Regions from separate parts of the Homo sapiens genome. Here regions 1, 2, 3 and 5 are each linked to region 4. The links are chromatin contacts, found by Hi-C or POLR2A ChIA-PET in ENCODE. All regions are on one chromosome and are shown on one strand. The core of a region is the stretch at or near the end of the contact, and the rest is flanking DNA. Distances in the headings are between cores, read along the strand shown.

The links. A loop is a pair of places that touch in the nucleus more often than their neighbours do. ChIA-PET counts read pairs that join two places held with the same protein, here RNA polymerase II (POLR2A). Pooled maps may share reads with other maps.
Region 1: a loop to region 4 is called in a map of B cell, with 19 times the contacts of the local background. The contact joins the promoter of CWC25 here to the promoter of FBXO47 in region 4. A Hi-C loop is called at or near these places in 2 of 168 maps with a recorded cell type or tissue (B cell and naive thymus-derived CD4-positive, alpha-beta T cell) and 9 of 50 pooled maps. POLR2A ChIA-PET finds 5 or more read pairs at or near these places in 7 of 52 experiments (CD4-positive, alpha-beta memory T cell, WTC11, activated B cell and 2 more).
Region 2: a loop to region 4 is called in a pooled map, with 6 times the contacts of the local background. The contact joins the promoter of PIP4K2B here to the promoter of FBXO47 in region 4. A Hi-C loop is called at or near these places in 8 of 50 pooled maps. POLR2A ChIA-PET finds 5 or more read pairs at or near these places in 9 of 52 experiments (AG04449, GM10248, GM12878 and 6 more).
Region 3: a loop to region 4 is called in a pooled map, with 2.0 times the contacts of the local background. The contact joins the enhancer-like site here to the promoter of FBXO47 in region 4. A Hi-C loop is called at or near these places in 1 of 50 pooled maps. POLR2A ChIA-PET finds 5 or more read pairs at or near these places in 6 of 52 experiments (A549, BJ, K562 and 3 more).
Region 5: a loop to region 4 is called in a map of endothelial cell of umbilical vein, with 8 times the contacts of the local background. The contact joins the promoter of PSMB3 here to the promoter of FBXO47 in region 4. A Hi-C loop is called at or near these places in 3 of 168 maps with a recorded cell type or tissue (PC-9, endothelial cell of umbilical vein and naive thymus-derived CD4-positive, alpha-beta T cell) and 7 of 50 pooled maps. POLR2A ChIA-PET finds 5 or more read pairs at or near these places in 5 of 52 experiments (BJ, CD8-positive, alpha-beta memory T cell, HEK293 and 2 more).

What each region holds. Positions count from the first base shown.
Region 1 is chr17:38,823,243-38,827,010 of GRCh38, forward strand. CWC25 (CWC25 spliceosome associated protein) reads right to left here and starts at 2,079. Exons shown (of 10, transcript NM_017748.5): 1 at 1,924-2,079. The coding sequence starts at 1,941. MIR4727 (microRNA 4727) reads left to right here and starts at 2,596; the gene lies at 2,596-2,650. RefSeq lists an enhancer at 787-1,418.
Region 2 is chr17:38,797,760-38,801,537 of GRCh38, forward strand. PIP4K2B (phosphatidylinositol-5-phosphate 4-kinase type 2 beta) reads right to left here and starts at 1,797. Exons shown (of 10, transcript NM_003559.5): 1 at 1,507-1,797. The coding sequence starts at 1,665. It overlaps CWC25 (CWC25 spliceosome associated protein), which reads right to left. Exons shown (of 10, transcript NM_017748.5): 10 at 2,682-3,778. RefSeq lists an enhancer at 974-1,792.
Region 3 is chr17:39,116,840-39,120,382 of GRCh38, forward strand. All of the region lies in intron 2 of PLXDC1 (plexin domain containing 1), which reads right to left. Among named protein-coding and RNA genes, the nearest start is that of PLXDC1, 33 kb to the right of the region's middle. RefSeq lists an enhancer at 2,347-2,396. Within about 2 kb of position 1,977, at least 2 of the 41 ENCODE cell types and tissues checked have a DNase peak (open chromatin) inside an H3K27ac peak, as active enhancers do.
Region 4 is chr17:38,965,420-38,968,924 of GRCh38, forward strand. FBXO47 (F-box protein 47) reads right to left here and starts at 1,984. Exons shown (of 11, transcript NM_001008777.3): 1 at 1,810-1,984.
Region 5 is chr17:38,750,643-38,754,314 of GRCh38, forward strand. It overlaps PSMB3 (proteasome 20S subunit beta 3), which reads left to right and starts at 2,099. Exons shown (of 6, transcript NM_002795.4): 1 at 2,099-2,187; 2 at 2,508-2,692. The coding sequence starts at 2,185. It overlaps TRN-GTT2-5 (tRNA-Asn (anticodon GTT) 2-5), which reads right to left and starts at 1,212; the gene lies at 1,139-1,212. It overlaps LOC100287808 (a long non-coding RNA gene), which reads left to right. Exons shown (of 1, transcript NR_149004.1): 1 at 1-1,110.

The sequences.
Region 1 (3,768 bases), core at 829-3,328, 140 kb before region 4:
TCCACCTCCTGGGTTCAAGCGATTCTCCTGCCTCAGCCTCCCAAGTAGCTGGGATTACAGGCGCCCGCCACTGCTCCCAGCTAATTTTTGTATTTTTAGTAGAGACGGGGTTTCACCATCTTGGCCAAGCTGGTCTCAAATCCTGACCTCGTGACCCACCCGCCTCTGCCTCCCAAAGTGCTGGGATTACAGGCATGAGCCACTGCACCTGGCTGAGACTCCATCTTAAAAAAAAAAAAAGAAAAGAGAATGGACTGGAGAGGACCAGGAGACCAATTAAGAAAATAAGATCATGTCCACAAGGTACTTGGCATGTGGAAAATGTTCGGTCAATGAGAGCTCCCTTTTCTTCCTTTTCTCTTCCCCTCCTTGTCCTGCCTCTCCCCTTCGTCAGGTCATTCAGTTGGTTGGTTGTGGGTCAGTCCGTCAGTTGGTCTGACCATCCGTCCATCCTTCCGTCCTTCCTCCCTCACTCCCTCCCTCTTTCTCCCTCTAACCCTTCCCATCTTGTCCTCCCTGCCTCAAGCATAGATTATTTTGCTCCCCAGGGAGAAAATCTTCTGGAGTCATTTTTGGCTGTCACAACTGGTGGAGACGGGTGTTAGTGGATAGCTCCAGTCTAGTGGCTAGAGGCCAGTGATGCTGCTAAACATTCTACAATGCACAGGACAGCCCAACTACCACCACTACCACACACCCCCAAAGAATTATCTAGGCCAAACTGTCAAGAGCGCTAATGTTGAGAAACCCTGGATTAGAGCTTTCCTGTCCTTAAATGCAGTTATGTGAAGAATACACTAAATTGGATGAAACTAGATGGAGTCCTGGCACTCACTGTGATTGAGAACACATGACAAACTAATAGGTTTACTGGGCAGGCGGCTAAGCTGATCTACTTGCTGGTTCAATTAGCTCCACTTTCCGGAGGCTAGCATTTTCCCAACCTTGCCCCATGCTCTTGTGGGTACATTTACCCTATTTGGGGCCTTAGCGCTTTACAAATGAACGTTTCAGTTTAAGAGACATTGCCACATAACTTATATTAAGTGGTATGAATTCAAAAGCAAGCTCTGCCACTACAGATCAGAATCCAGCACTGAAGGAGGTGTGGAAGTCAGAAAGATGGACAGGAAGATCCCTTCAGGCTTAAAAAGGACCCCAGGGCCGGGCGCTGTGGCTAACCCTTGTAATCCTAGCACTCTGGGAGGCCGAGGCGGGCGGATCACTTGAGGTCGGCAGATCGAGACCAGCCTGACCAACATGGAGAAACCCTGTCTCTACTAAAAATACAAAATTAGCCGGGTGTGGTGGCGCATGCCTGTAATCCCAGCTACTCGGGAGGCTGAGGCAGGAGAATCGCTTGAACCCAGGAGGGAAAGGTTGCGGTCAGCCGAGATCGCGCCATGGCACTCCAGCCTGGGCAACAAGAAACTCCGTCTCAAAAAAATAAAAAATAAAAAACGACCCCAGGGCATGGCTTAGGGTAGGGAGAATGGGGCACAAACCACCCCTACTTCAGTCCAGGACATGACTCTGAACTCTCACCCAAGGAAGAGAGGTGTGTGGCAAGACAAGATATACAAAACAAAGTGTGGTGACACGTCCTCCATATCTACCTCCTTTCCTAGCCATGGCTCCATCCGCCCCCTCCCCGGTCTTCCCAGAATTTACAGCCGGTAGAGCCGCAGTCAACAAACACGCAAACACCACCTGTCACTGTTCGCGACACACCTCGGACTTTCCCAAATCTCAGTCCCACCCCTCCATTGCCCTAAGGATCCATCCCCTCTTCAGGGCAACGGCCTCCTCCCGGCGAAAGCAAAGCTGCGTTGCCATGGTTATCCACTCCTTCCTCTACCCCCACCCCCTGCCAATTTCCGTCCCGGCCTCAGTCCTCCCCCGCCCAGGCCTCCCTCCACTCACCAGGTCTCCGCCCCCCATGACGGTGGAGACGATTCCTCACTACGCGGATCTGGAAGATTTCGGGAGGATCAAGAGAAAACGTAGAGAAATAGTTCGGGGGCTACCTCGCGGGATCTAGTCCCAGGAGCCGTCAACTGCCAGTTTCACCACCGCTCTAGAGGTCACTTCCGGGAGGGCGTCATCTCACCGCGTCGGCGTCGCGGAACGATGACGTACAGGGCTCGGTCGCGCTTTGTGACGTTGGCGTTACTTGCAGATTTTGCAAAGGTCCGGGCTCCGCTGTCGAGGCCTTTGCTGTCGAGGTCTCATTTTGGCTGCTTCGGGTCGCCACGTTGCCTGATGTCCCAGACTCTCTGTTGAAACGCCACAACTCTGTTCAGTGATGGGTTGCCGTGGGCCTGTGCCCACGGCTGTGTTGCCATGGCAGCTCACCAGGGCATTCGGCTCAAAGCTCCACGTAGTCTCTGCTAGACCTAAGGTGGACCAGACTAGGCCTCCTCCCCTCACCCTGCACACACCCCCACGCTCCAGTTTTCCAAAACGGCTTTGCAAACTGGCGCTTTCCTCAGACCTTGACTCACAGCAAATCCCCTTATGCCAGGCCTATTTTACGAAGCTAAATAGAAACCATCAAATCGAAATTCCATCAGCTTCCGTTTGCCAAACTTTTAAAATCTGCCAGCTTCCACAGTGGCAGATTTTCCCATAGTGGGAAGCTGGCAGATTCCTTTCCCTTCAGTTACTATGTGTTTTTGGCATGTTTTTCTTTTTTCTTTTTCTTTTTCTTCTTCTCCCTTTGTTTTTGTTTTTTGAGAAGGAGTTTTGCTCTCCCAGGCTGCGGTCGAAGCTGACTGCAACCTCCGCCTCCCGGACAGCAATTCTCCTGCCTCAGCCTCCCAAGTCGCTGGGATTACAGGCGCCCGCCACCCGCCCGGCTAATTTTTGTATTTTTTGTAGAGACAGGGTTTCACCATGTTGCTCAGGCTTGTCTCGAATTTCGACCTCAAGTGATCTCCCCGCCTCAGCCTCCCAAAGTGTTGGGATTACAGACATAAGCCACCGCGCCTGGCTATTTTTATTTTTGTAGCAACAGGGTTTTGCCATCTTACCCAGGCTTGTCTCAAACTCCTGGACTCAAGCAATCCTCCTACCTCGGCCTCCTAAAGTGCTGGGATTACAGGTGTGAGCCACTGCGCCCGACCTGTTTTGTAATTTTCAGAATAGAAGTTTTGCACATCTTTTGTTAAATTTATTCTAAATGTTGTATTTTTTGTGATGCTATTTTATTTATTTATTTATTTATTTATTTATTTATTTATTTATTTATTTATTTATTTATTTCGAGACGGAATCTCACTCTGTTGCCCAGGCTGGAGTACAGTGGCGCAATACCAGCTCACTGCAACCTCCGCCTCCTGGGTTCAAGCGATTCTCCTGCCTCAGCCTCCCGAGTAGCTGGGATTACAGGCATACGCCACCACGACCTACTGATTTTTGTGTTTGTAGTAAAGATGGGATTTCACCGTGTTGGCCAGGCTGGTCTGGAACCCCTGACCTCAGGTGATCCGCCTACCTTGGCCTCCCAAAATGCAAGGATTACAGGCACCCGGCCTGTGATGCTATTTTAAATAAAATTTAAAAATTTTAATTTTCCAATTGTTTGCTACTAATAGATAAGAACGTGCTTTTGTATAGTAACCTTCTATTTTACAGGCTTGCTAAATTCACTTATTAGTTCTTATGGCTTTTTAAAAATACTTATTGCCCGGGCGCGGTGGCTCACTCCTGTAATCCCAGCACTTTGGGAGGCCGAGGCAGGTGGGTGGATCACCTGATGTTGGGAGT
Region 2 (3,778 bases), core at 547-3,046, 170 kb before region 4:
AAGGGACATGGGGTTCATATTCTGATCACCCAGTTTCCCTAGAAATGTTGTCAGATGACCCCTGGGACAGCAGGAAGACCGAGTAACAAACTGGGCTGGATTGTTGGCCCGAAGCAGCTCCTAGAGGTCTGGGCATTATACCACTGGTACTCGCTATCCTGGCAGGACCCTCACTAACACCAGTGATGACAGTGAAAACAGTAACCTGCCCAAGACCAAGAAACCACAGAGACCTCAATTTACACATGCACTTTCCTAAATGACAGGTCAAGATCTAAAACCCTAGCTCAGATTACGGTTCATCGATCTCCACCCAAAGGCACCTTCAGCTCCTCTGCCAAAGCAATGCAAAGTCTTGCTGGCCCTCTTTGTCATCGCTTGGTCTTGTGAGCAATTTCAAGCACTCACAAGTGAACCTAAAGAACTGAAATCCACAGGAAACCCAAGCTTGATCCTCCTTATTCCAAAATTCTAGTTAGTGAAGTTGGTGTTTCGGGTCCTTTTACTTCCTCTGCTCATTCCTAGTGTGGGGATTCATAAAGAAATGGTCAGAAGGCAAAGAGCAAGTGGTTGGAAGAGGGAGAATAAAGACCCTGAACAAACACCACATAAACAGTCTTCCAGCTTAAACTGTCAGGATCCAACTTCCTGGCAGGGGCTGTTGAACAATCTCAAAGCACCCTAAGGACCCAGGGGACCTATCTCTCCTATCTAGGACCATAATCACTATGCATCATCACAACATTGCAGCCACACAACAGATAAGTCAACATCTTTAAAATGATCACCTTCAAAAACTATGGGAAGACATATTATTTCTACTATGAATAGTCCCTCCTTATAACCAGGCATCCTCTTCTCTCAAATGGTTAATAGCCATTCTTTCTTCTCCCTAACCCAGAGAGACCCAGGTGAAGTGTCTGGTTCAAGGAAGCCTGTGCTTCTCCAGTTGATACATCTTGTTCAAGAGGGAAAAAAAAGGAAACCCAGGGTGGAGTTCTACATTCAAAGGTAAGGAGGCCTGGAGGATGGAAGAATTTGAGCAGCCACAACAACCAAACGATCAGAAAGAGAGGACTATTTGGGCAGACCACTGCTACTTGACAGAGCTGGCAGCCGGCTGTAAGGAACAAGGGGGAATATACACCCTCACAAACAGGATGAGGGGGGAGGAGGAGAAGCAGGGATGAAAGCGACTCCACTGCACTGAGGCCTTGCCTTTGCGCTCCATGGGCTGCCCCAAGCGAGCACGCCACACGCAGGAAGCCAGAAGGGCTGGAGGGAAGGGGAGGTGGCGACGGCAGACCACAGAGACACCAGGCCTCGCGTGGCGTGCGGGGAGTGCACACGGGGCCGAAAGGCGTGCAAGGGTGGGGTGGGCGTGCAAGTGGCTTGGCGAGGGGTGGCAGGCGTCACCGGCAGGGCCTGCGGGGCAAGGGCCCAGGGCTGCAGGGGGCGTGGGAGCGCGCGGGGCCGCGCTCAGAGGGGCGCGCAGGAGCTGGTTACCGTGTGGTTCACCCCCCACATCAGGACGCTGAGGATCGGCTCGCTGGCCCGGAATAGCTTCACTTTCTGGCACACGAAATGCTTCTTCTTGGTCTTGGTCTTGCTGGCGCTGAGCGGCGCCACCGCCACCGCCGTGGTGCTGGTGCAGTTGGACGACATGCCCGGGGCGGCGGCGGCGGCGGCGAAAGAGGGGGGCGGCGGAGACAGCGCACAAGCCAGCGGCCTCAGGCCTCCCCCGGACCGATCCCCACCCCCGCTCCCTCACCGCGCCATGGTCGCGCCCGTCCCGTTACCTCCCACCCCGCCCCGGTGGTTCCGTCCGCCCCACGCCCCGCCCTCCCGCCCCGCCCCGGGGAGCCCGCCGGCCCGCTCCGCACCCCGCCCCCGGGCGGTGCAGCCGCCCTGCAGTCCCCTGGCCCCGTCCTCCCCGTCCGCGTGGTACGGCCCGTCCCGGGGAGGCAGCGGCCGCCCCGCCCGCCCCTCCTCCCCGGGCCTGACAGAAACCCGCCTGGCCTCCGAACGCCTCGGGGCCCCGTGCCGGAGCCGGAAGGGGAGGAGGGCTGGGCAGGCGTCGCTGTGGACCGCGGGAGGGGCTCCCCGCCCGGGCCCCCCAACGCCAGGGTTTGGCTCTTTCCCGCAACCCGAATGCCAAGATGGCGGCGATGCCACCGCTCCGGAAGGGAAGGAGGGACGGGAATGCGAGGAGGGCGGGACGTACCATGCCCACCCCGGGGGAGAGGAGGGACGCAGCAAGGGGAAGAGAAAGTCCAGCCTAGAAAGCCAAGGAACGCCCCCTCGCTCCACCTAAGCGTGGATCTGCCCACTCTGCTGGGCCCCGGGCGCGCTCCACCCGCGGGGCACGCCCCTTGCCCCCAGGGCCAATGAGAGAAGCAGGCCAGGAACACTGGTTTTTATGAATGGGCCCCGCGCCCACCCACCTGCTGCCTGTTCTCCCCGCAAAGGGTCAGAGCTCAGAGGCCGCCAGCACCTTCAGACACCTATCCCACTAATCGTCTTACTCTGGCTCATTTCGTAAAATCTTTGAGTAAACTGCCCCACGCTTTGTTACATAATTCTCAGATGAGGGATCTCCATATATTCGACACAAATTACAGGTCAACGTTGTTCTTTCTGCATGGAAATTCGTAAACACGGTACTCCACAGGTGGTCGCTCTTTAAACAGTTACAAAAATAAATGTGGCCTTTATTACCAATTATAAAATAAACATAATTAACCCCGGCATAATGAAGTGATTAAATGAATAAAAACGTATGTTACATTCTCTAGGGAAAGATCGGGTTTCAAGCATTACAGTGCCTGGCATCATAAGTGTTCAAAAACAGAAATCCAAATACATTTTAAGCAGAATTAGGAATTAGCAGAACAAGGAAATCGCCCAGCTAATGTGCGGGTCAAGAGGGCCTAGGAGTTCACTGGTCAAATGAGGGCTTCTGGTGAAAGAATAGAGAAGGGAAAAGGAGTAAAGACAGGAGAGTGGCCCCTCGAGGGTTTTGTTTTGTTGCTGTTGTTTTTTGAGACGGAATCTCGCTCTGTCACCCAGGCTGGAGTGCGGTGGCACAATCTCGGCTCACTGCAAGCTCCGCCTCCTGGGTTCACGCCATTCTCCTGCCTCAGCCTCCCGAGTAGCTGGGACTACAGGCGCCCGCCACCACGCCCGGCTAATTTTTTGTATTTTTTTAGTAGAGACGGGGTTTCACCGTGTTCGCCAGGATGGTCTCGATCTCCTGACCTCGTGATCCGCCCACCTCAGCCTCCCAAAGTGCTGAGATTACAGGTGTGAGCCACCGCGCCCAGCCTGTTTTTTGTTTTTTTTTTAGTACCTGACTGAAAGAGACTAGCAAACAACTCCTGAAAATCTGTAATTGTAGTAAGGTTACTACACGGTAAGAAGTGAAGCCGCAAAATAAAAACTTCCATTTTATTTTCCTTTAGGAGCCATGGAGCATATTGGCAATTTGGTTCTGACTCCTAAAATCATTTTACTATACCTTTACACTGCCTACATTGGAGACTGCAAGCAGTGGAAAAGAATAGATACTCCAGATCTCGTCGATAAACCCAGGCTCCTCCTAAACCAGCCAGATTCAGAGAGAAAAACGAGCTGGCCTGCCTTATTGTATTACTTGCCATCAAGGTTCAATGTGGTTCTATTACCCAGTAAAGTCATTGACCAAACAAGGTATTTTCACAAAGCTAACCTTTTTTAAAAGCATGTAAAAATTGTACATTTGTACATATACGCATTACAA
Region 3 (3,543 bases), core at 727-3,226, 150 kb after region 4:
CAGCATGCTTCCTTGTCGGGTTCAAAAGGAGAAACCTCGCACCAAGAGTGGAACACAAGATCTTCCCTTCAGTCTGATGTGGCCCCCGATTATTACAAGGGCCAGGGCGTGCCAGATTGGTTAAACCAGTCTACTTCCCCCAGGAACTGGGGATCATGGCTCCGCTAGGAATGGGGAATGGAAGCTGGGTGAGCAAAGGCCTGACATCAGGGTTGACGGGGAATGTGGCTCAATGACCAAGACCAAGCTCTTTCAGTCTTTCTTCTCTGCCACTTTCAGTGTGGGCTTCATTGTAAGGCTAGGCATCTTGTAGTGACGGGATGGCAGACAGTGGCAACTAGCCCTGGCTCATGGAAGCAAGACAGGCACAGCACACCTCTCCCCGACCACTGAATGAACACGTGTGCTTCAAGATGGCAGGGTCAACCTGGGTCCCCTGCCACCTCTGGACTAGGAAGCCCTAGATGCTAAACAGCTTCCACCTAAACCAAACACCAGCTGGGGGGTAGGATTATCATGGAACCCAAGATCCCATTCCTATTGTACAAGGCTGTAAGGTAAAATATATGTTGAAAAGTCAACCGCAATGTCCACTTGCCATCTGAATCCAACCAATGAACCAGTACTCTCAAAAGACAAGAAGCACTTTGGGAGGCTGAGGCAGAAACATCGCTTGAATCCAGGAGTTCAAGACCAGCTTGGGCAACATAGTGAGACCCTCCCCCCAAGTCTACAAAAAAAAAAATGCAAAAATTAGCTGGGCATGGTGGCATGCACCTGTAGTCCCAGCTACTTGTGAGGCTGGGGCAGGAGGATTGCCTGATCCCAAGGGATCAAAGCTGCAGTAAGCCATGATCATGCCACTGCATTCCAGCCTGGGCAACAGAGCAAGACATTGTCACAAAACAAAACCAAGAGACATGCCTTTTACTTTCTGGAAGCAGAGCTGAGTAAAGGGTTTGATTGGCCAGCATCCTCCAATCTGTCCACATGCCCAGGGAGGTGCAACAGTTCTGCCAACCACTCAGGCCTTGTGGAATGAAAAAGAAGAGACTTCAGCTGGGGCAGGGCTGCTCCATTGCCTGTATTGATTGTCTCCATCCAGTTCTTTATGAGGCCAGAGTTTACCCAGGTTCCTCAGGGCTGAGCATCAGTGATGCAATGAAAGCTATTGCCACCTACCCGCGGCGTTCTAGAGCCAGTCCTTTTAGTCTAGAATTCCTTCCCTCCCTCCCTCCCTCCCTCCCTTCCTTCCTTCCTTCCTTCCTTCCTCTCTCTCTCTCAATCTCTTCCTTCCTTCCTCTCAATCTCTTCCTTCCTTTCTCTTTCTTTCTTTCTCTCTCTGTCTGTCTGTCTCTCTCTCTTTTCTTTTCTTCTTTTTTGAGATGGAGTTTCGTTCTTGTCGCCCAGGCTGGAGTGCAATGGTGAGATCTGGGCTACTGCAACCTCTGCTTCCTGGGATCAAGCGATTCTCCTGCCTCACCCTCCAGAGTCTCTGGGATTACAGGTGCATACCACCACACCCAGCTAATTTTGTATTTTTAATAGAGACAGGGGTTTTACCATGTTGGCCAGGCTGTTCTTGAACTCCTGACCTCAGGTGATCCACCCACCTTGGTCTCCCAAAGTGCTGGGATTACAAGCATGAGCCACCATGTCCGCCTAGTCTACAATTTCTGATGCTCCTGAAACATCAATGTTGTATGGAGCCCTGCTAACTAAAATTTCAGGTGTGACATTATATTTTAAATAATATCCTTGTACCAGACATGTTTTAGGATGCTCCATCCCCATCCCAATGACGTTTGCCCCCAGACCCGTAGGCCCTGCTGAGTTGACTACACCCATCACAGTCTCCTACATGACCCTGTGCTTCCTCAGACTGATTGGACATAGGTAATCACATGATTCAAAAGCAGCTCATCTATTGGAAGCCTACAATCTACAGCTTGTGCAGCCTGAGCCAATCAGATCACCACCCGGGAGGGTGAAATTGGGAAACTGAGAAGCTGGCAGCAAGAGAGCTGAGTTGAAAGATCTTGGAGACTTAGGAACTGAAACCATTCAAGATGAACAGAGTCTGTGAGAAAAAAAGAAAAAAAGGAACCGAAACCATCCTGAGCTGTCTGCAGAAGACTTCTGATCCACAGAAAGGAAAGGCAGACCTTATATACATTTGGCTTCAATAAACATATGATGAATTAATGAAAAGGAGGCAAGAACTGGGGGAGGGGACCTGGTTCCCAACAGCTTTCCAGCTTCCTTGAGGTCTGGCTGTCCTTCATGTCCAGCCCTTGGGTCTCCCATGATCGTCTTCTGCACCCTCACGATAATCCTTCTCTGTGGGACAGCTCAAATAGCTCCTCAGAACCAAAAGGACCTTAAATAGAATAGCCTTGCTTATGAGGTGATCAGAGGAAAAACCTCCAGGGTGAGCCCAGGCAGTCCTTCACTGGTACAGACAGCAAGAGTGTGAATGAGCCCACCACAAAGCAAGGGTACGTGTTTGAGATTATGAATGTGCAAATTACCCTGATCTGATCACTATACATTATATGTATTGAAACATTACTATGTACCCCATGAATATGTACAATTATTTGTCAATTAAAAAATTAAATTAGATCGGGCGTGGAGGCTCAGGCCTGTAATGCTGGTACTTTGGGAGACCCAGGTGGGTGGATCACTTGAGCTCACGAGTTCGAGACCAGCCTGGGCAACATGTTGAAACCACCATCTCTACAAAAAATACCAAAACTGGCCAGGGGTGATGGCGTGCTCCCATAGTCCGAGCTATTCAGAGTCTGAGGCAGGAGAATCGTTTGAGCCTGGGAAGTTGAAGCTGCAGTGAGCCAAGATCGCACCACTGCACCCCAGCCTGGGCGACAGAGTGAGACCCTGTCTCAAAAAAAATTTTTTTTTAACTTCATTTTTAAAAAGAATATGAATGAGAAGAGAGAACTGAGAAACTAAATTTCTGGGAGAACTTTTCCCTGGCAACACATCAGCCACTGTAAACTAAAAATAAAATCCTAAGTCCCCCAACCAACTGAATGGACCCCCTCTTGGCCAATGAGACCCCAGAAAAGCTGAGTTCCCAGCCATAATGGGATGGGAGACCAGACACACCTCATTGTAACCCCTCCCTTTTGCAGTTTAGACACAACTACCAGCATTAATATTAAAATAGAGATCAGAAGACAGACAGAATGGACTCTGTGGCAATATGATATCAAATTATAAAGAGGACCTAAGGCCATGACAGGCACGGGTTAAATCACGCACCCCTGCAGGCCACTCTGACCCAGCGCTTTTTTGTTTTGTTTTTTGAGATGGAGTTTCGCTCATGTAACACAGGCTGGAGTGCAATGGCACCACCTCGGCTCACGGCAACCTCTGCCTCCCAGGTTCAAGCGACTCTCCTGCCTCAGCCTCCCAAGTAGCTGGGATTACAGGCACCCGCCACCACGCCCGGCTAAATTTTGTATTTTTAGTAGAGACCGACCTCAGGTGATCCACCCTCCTCGGGCTCCCAAAGTGCTG
Region 4 (3,505 bases), core at 734-3,233:
TACATCAATTTAAAATTGGTTACACATTTGAAAACATAACAAAGAAATTTAGTGTTTAGTGAAAAGTACACTCTGAACCTCCTTTGAAACCATACCACAGCGATTGGGGTCAGTATTCAGTGAACACTTAAATTAGGAGGTATTTTAAAATTATCATTAAAATTACACAAATAGGCCGGGCATGGTGACTCACGCCTTAATCCCAGCACTTTGGGAGGCTGAGGCCGGTGGATCACGAGGTCAGGAGATCGAGACCATCCTGGCTAACACGGTGAAACCCCTTCTCTACTAAAAAAAAAAAAAAAAAAAAAAAATTAGCCGGGCATGGTGGCACGCGACTGTAGTCCCAGCTACTCTGGAGGCTGAGGCAGGAGAATCGCTTGAACCCGGGAGGCGGAGGTTGCAGTGAGCCGAGATCACACCACTGCACTCCAGCCTGGGTGACAGAGCAAGAATCTGCCTCAAAAAAAAAAAAAAATAATTACACAAATAACAACTTTACACAATACAGCTAAACAAGAAGAAAAAAATTAAGTTCACTTATAAACACTTTGGTTTATATAATTTCAGACTTTTACATACATATATTTCTTTTTAACAAAAAAGAGGGATCACTATATATAATACTTTGTAATCTGCTTTTTTCAATGAATTCTCTTTCCATGCTAATAACCTTCTACAAGTAATCATATTTTAATGGCTATGTGTCATTCCACCAAGTAAAATAATCTTAATTTGTTTAATCCATAAGGCTGTTTGTAACCTTAACTTTTCACAGTAGGCGTTTTGTTTGTTTGTTTGCGATGGAGTTTCGCACAGTCTCCTGGGCTGGAGTGCAGTGGCGCGATCTCGGCTCACTGCAAGCTCCGCCTCCCGGGTTCAAGCGATTCTCCTGCCTCAGCCTCCCTAGTAGCTGGGATTACAGGTGCCCGCCCCCACGCCCAGCTAATTTCTGTATTTTTAGTAGAGACGGGGTTTCACCGTGTTAGCCAGCCTGGTCTCGATTTCCTGACCTCGTGATCCGCCTGCCCCGGCCTCCCAAAGTGCTGGGATTTACAGGCGTGAGCCACCGCACCCGGCCAACACAGTAGGTGTTTTAAAGCATTTTTATTACAATAGCATAAATCCGGCCTTGGCTTCTTCCTGTTTCTCTGAGAAATGTGGACAGTGGGGCTTGGGCCCGTGGGCTCTTCAAAGACTGTCAGTCACCAGGCGGGGACTTCACTGTGTCAACTGTGAACTACATACATGTTTAAAATAAATATAAACAAAAATTTAAAAATGATAAGCCCAAATTCTTCTAAAACTCAAGTCTCCACTTATAGTTCCTTATTTTCCTCACTCAGAGCTGGACGTTTCGTAGGGAAAAAGCAAGCTTTTGTGAAAATTCTAAAGGTATAATCCTAAATTATTTCTGGTTTCCGCTCACCCCTCTAGCGAATAAGAATCACAGCCCCAAATAATAATAATAAAATGATGTTTCATGCCCCCTGTTCTATCCCACTAATTTTGACCGCGCGTGAAAGGTTTTGAGGGTTCAATTGGATGAACCTCCCCGCCCCCCACACCTTTAAGATAAAAACTACATTCACAGGGATGTCTGTTTTAACATAAAACTCTTGTAAGGGCCCCACCCCATCTGTCGGGCAGCTGCCCCCAAACATCTCCAAAGCCGCAAACTAGGGAAGCCTAAAGGACAAACTGGTCAACAGGAGAATCAGACCACACGGGGTACATGTTTCGCTCCCTTCAGTCCATGAAAGATGAAATTATCGCAATAAAATACTGGGAAAAAAAACCCTCTTTTACCACAGATTTTGACAGTTTTTCCGGCTACAGAGTCACAGGAAAGTGGGAGTTAGTCGTTTTGCCCCACCATCCTCAAATTTCTTAGTGTTTAGAAAAGAAAATATCTCCTCAAGAGCTTCCCGCCAGGAGGCGAGAGGGTCACACTCCCGTAGGCTCCGGAGCTGCAGCCCTACCCACCAGGCGTCCCCGCGGCCTCTAGAATATTGTAGAATCTTCCCAAGAGCCCCCGCGGGAAGGAGGCCCGCCCCCTCATGAATAGCAAGCAGCCTCAGCTCTCGTAGTGCCCGCCTCCCTCATGAATATTGTAGATCTTCCCAGAAGCCCTAGCGGGAAGGAGGTTCCCCCCCGCCTCCCGCCTCCCCGCTTTATGAATAGCAAGAGAGCCAGCTCCCATGGTGCCCTCCGTCTCATGAATAACTAACAAGGGCGAGGTTCCTGGAGCCCAAACTCAGGCCTCAGCCACCCTTCGCTCCAAGCTGAAGACAAGAAGGGGCTGGAGCCGTTACGGTGTGGGGAAGGGGAGGGTGTAGCCCAAGATCCTGAACGTGGCGAGCCACGTCTCTGCTCCACTGCCTTTCCCTTCACCTAGTTTTGAGACAATTTTTGAGTTCCTCCCACCCCCACTGACTCCAGTAGGGCAAGTTACAAGGGGTTTCATCAAACCTTTTGGTGGAAAAAAACCTCCAGACATTCCTTTTTAAATTTGTCTTGCCGGTGCGGTGGCTCACGCCTGTAATCCCAACACTTTGGGAGGCCGAGGCGGGAGGCTCCCTTGAGTCCAGGAGTTTGAGACCAGCCTGGGCAACATAGGGAGACCCCCACCCCCAGCCATAACCCCGCTCCCGGTCTCTAAATAAACACATAAATAATAAATCTGTCTGGAATCAAAGGAAGATGTGTGTCTCCATCCTCTCAAGATGAAATCAAGACAAATCTTTCTAGCTAGGCCTTCCTGGCTAGAAGATTAAATTCTCATTCATTCATTTCTTCATTCATTCTGTAACTATTTATTGAAGCCTGCTCTGGGCCGGGCACAGGAGTAGGCCCTAAGGATGGAATAGAGAACAAGACAGATACGTTTCCTGCTTTAATGGAGTTTATTAGCCTAATGGGGAAGATAGAATGAACAGACAGAGCATCTACAGATGTTGAGAGCAGTTCCGGTGAGAGCAGCGTGACAGAGGAAATAAGACAGAATGATGGGGTGTGTGTGTGTTGGCGGAGAGCTACTTTAGATAGACTGATACTCAAGGTCCCTTTGATATGACGATTTGAGAACTGATGGAGGAGAAGGAGCCAGTCAGGAGAAGGGCTGAGGGAAGAGGGAATGGGGGAAAGATTCTACTTTTGTAGATCAATTCTACATTATACCCAACACAAAATATATAAGGAACTACATAAAGACTGAGTGGAAATTTAGGATTAGTTGGCATGCTGTTATTTTATATAGTCACATATATTCATCCATTTGGCTTTGTATCTTTTTTTTTCCTGACCTCAGGTGACCTGCGTACCTCAGCACTGCAAAGTGCTGGGATTACAGGTGTGAGCCACCACTCCTGGCCTTTTTTTTTTTTTTTTTTTTTTTTGAGACAGAGTCTTGCTCAGTCGCCCAGGCTGGAGTTCAGTGGCACGATCTCGGCTCACTGCAGCCTCTGCCTCCTGGGTTGAATTGATTATCTTGCTTCAGCCACCC
Region 5 (3,672 bases), core at 849-3,348, 210 kb before region 4:
CCCTTTAGCGCCCATCGCTTCTGGTGTGAGCTCCCGCTAAGGGTGGGTGAGTACTGGGGTGGGCTTCCAGAAGAGGCCTCCTTTGAGCCGAATCTGCAGAGACCAAGTGTCTATGAGAACTGCTCAAGAGTGCTTTGCACATTCTCCTCCACAAAGGTCGAGGCTCCCACTGCGCCCAGGAATGCGCCTCGTCAGACATTAGGCGCCCCTTGATTTTGTGTTTGCATCTCACGCGGTCCTCTAGCTGACAAGTGCATCAGAAGAGTCACAGTGGCTGTCACAAGCCAGAGACTCGCAGAGGACAGGAACGCGGGAAATCTAGGCAATTACCTCCAGCATATACCAAGAGCTATTGCGAGGATCAGATCCCTTTAAAAATGGTGACGAGACAGGAGAGGGCGGCTCCTCTAGAGCTTTCCGGAACGTCTTTACCTCTGTGTCCTTTATACCTTTTATCTCCCCCAAACAAGGTCCTTAGTCAGTTTCTCCTTCTATTTCCCCATCTTCCTCCCCCACCTCCCTGTGTAGTTCTAGGGGGAAAAAATGTGTTGTTTTCCTTTTTTTCTGATGCTTCTAATATTAAATGCGTCTATTTTCCCACTCTCCATTGTCTTGAGGTCTTCCCCTACCCACCCTGCCTAGTTCTGTCACGTCCCTTCTTTCCCTGTATCACAACAATGTTCTCCCTTTCTCACCTTTGTTTCTCTTCATACTTGTTTCTCTCTCTGTGTCTCTCTCATTCTCTTCCCTTCCAAATGTAGTATTTGGAGACTGTAATATCGATTGAGGCAGACAATAGAAAACTGTCGAACCTCCACTGTAAATTCATTCTTAATCCTATGAAAAAATGCATCCTGAAACGTGTTGCATGCACAGTGAGACAAAAACCTGTGTCTTTAGGTTTCCTGCGATCTAGCTTGGAGGCGGGTTGGGGGGGTGTGGAGGGAAGTGCTGGAGAAATTATCCCATTATTGACTGAGCAGCAAAGAATTTTCAAGAACAGTGATTCTCCTAGAAAAAGTATTGCTGCTGCCATTTCAATGCAAAATTTGGCTTTTGAGTAAAAGGCTTAGGTTTTTATCTTCCGGGGAGAAAAAAAAAACCCAAAAGACAAAAAAAAAAAAAAAAAAGGTCATAGCGTCCCTGGGTGGGCTCGAACCACCAACCTTTCGGTTAACAGCCGAACGCGCTAACCGATTGCGCCACAGAGACCGAGTCGACTACCGGCGTAGTAGTGAGCCGAGTCAATGGGAGCGAGCCTGGACGGCGCAGACGCCGTAAGAGATGCCGCCATCGGGCGAAATAAGTGGAACCCGGGGGAGAAAGGGAAGGATCCTGATGGGGGAGGGAGGCGAAAGAGCTTGGGAGGAGAGGACGCGGGACGTGCACGCCCTTCCTCCATTGGAACGGCGAGAGGTCGACTCTGGCTATCCTCAGGTTCTACCTCAAACGTGGAGAGGCGCGGAACGTCCCTTTTTAGGGTGACCTGAGATTGAGGATACGTGAAGTCGGGCCGCAGGAAGTCCCCCAAATCAGAACAAGCTTCGGCTTCCAAACTCCCTTTCACAGCTGAACCCCTGCAGCCGCAAAATACCCGCGACGCCTACACGCGACGCCTTCCCCTTCCCACCTGCATCATTAAATTTCCATTTAATGGGCGCCTCCTATATACTAGGCACTGTTGTGGGCCAGTGAATATTCCGAGCCTAGGCAAGTGCCTGGTACACAGTAAACGCAGGATTTCTGGAGTGAATAAATAAGCTAGCACGACTAATACGACGAACTCATACATCACGTTGATAAGCGTCACGGTGCCCCTTCAGCTGGGGCCGCAGCTTCCTAAACCCAGTTTCACCAGCCCACGTGCGCGCAGGCTCCGCCCCCAGTCCCTGAGGTCCCGAGTCCAGGTCCGCCGAGATCCCACTATGCACCGTGTCGCAAGTCTCTTCCGCAGCCACAGTGACTTTTCACTTCCGCTTTTCCCGCCTCCGTTTTGACTTTGCAACCAAACTACCTGTACTGGTGACCGACAGGGACGTGTGACCAATAGAAAGCCCAGATGTCCAGGAAGAGTCCGCCTATCAGCCAATGAAGAGACAGCAGTGAGAGCGGTTGCGCAGTGAAGGCTAGACCCGGTTTACTGGAATTGCTCTGGCGATCGAGGGATCCTAGTACACCGCAATCATGGTGAGATGGGGAGTTAAAGCAAAGGGGCATGGGGAAGGATTGAGAAGCGGAGGGGGTCAGGAGAGGCTTGGGGACGAAAAGGGCCTAGGGTCGATGGAAGGAAGCGGTTTCAGTTCGAGGGGAGCGGGCCCCGGTGAGGACCAAGAGGGTGAGTGCGGCTCATTGCCGCCACACAGTGCTCATCCCAGCTGGAGAACCAGGGGTTCAGACGCCTCCGGAATGGAGAACGGGCGTACAGGAGCCTCCGCATCAGGAGCTGGGCCGGGGGCTGTGGCAGCGTTTGACCCCCCGCGCTGACCCCTCCGCTCTGTCTGTCCTAGTCTATTATGTCCTATAACGGAGGGGCCGTCATGGCCATGAAGGGGAAGAACTGTGTGGCCATCGCTGCAGACAGGCGCTTCGGGATCCAGGCCCAGATGGTGACCACGGACTTCCAGAAGATCTTTCCCATGGGTGACCGGCTGTACATCGGTCTGGCCGGGCTCGCCACTGACGTCCAGACAGTGTAAGTTTCAAGGGTCCCCGCCCACACCCAGGCCTCTTCTTGGACCATCCAACCCCGGCGTCTTGACCGGCCAAGGTGTCAGTCATCTACCACACACCACCAGTGAGTTTGAGACTTTGCCGCCTCCAAAAAACATGTCCTTCCCTTTCTTTTTTTTTTTTTTAGACAGGGACTTGCTCTGTCACCCAGGCTGGAGCTCAGTGGCATGATCTCAGCTCACTGCAACCTCCACCTCCCAGGCTCAAGCGATTCTCGTGCCTCAGCCTCCTAAGTAGCTGGGACTACAGGCGCGCACCACCATGCCTGGCTAATTTTTGTATTTTTAGTAGAGACAGGGTTTCACCATGTTGGCCAGGCTAGTTTCGAACTCCTGACCTCAAGTGATCCACCTGCCTCAGCCTCCCAAAGTGCTGGGATTACAGGCATGAGCCACCACACCTGGCCTGACTTTGATTTTGACAACAATTTTGAGCAGACAAGACAAGCCCAATAGAAACATCTTGCAAGCAGTTGGGGTTTTGTTATTACATCTCAGGGTTGGGGAAGCATTGGCAATGTGCCAAATCTATGGGAGCAGATTCTGGAGAGACAAAGTCTGTAGGGAGGGAAATAATGAGCGGCAGTTTGAGAGCTGAACGTTACATTTAGCAGTGAGGGGCGAAGAGAAGCCAGAGAAGAATAAGAGAGGAAAAGAACGGTGATAGGTTTTCAGGAGGGAATACGTGGTCACAGGGGGCAGGTCCTGCAGGGTACTGGTGCCTGAGGAGCAGCAGGTCCTGGATTTGTTTCCTAGAAGGTGGAGAGACTAGCTCACAAGCGTGGGTGGATGCCTGTCAGAAAATGTTCTCATTTCGGCTGGGCGCGGTGGCTCACACCTGTAATCCCAACACTTTGGGAGGCTGAGGTGGGCGGATATCTTGAGATCAGGAGTTCCAGACCAGCCTGGCCAACATGGTGAAACGCTGTCTCTACTAAAAATA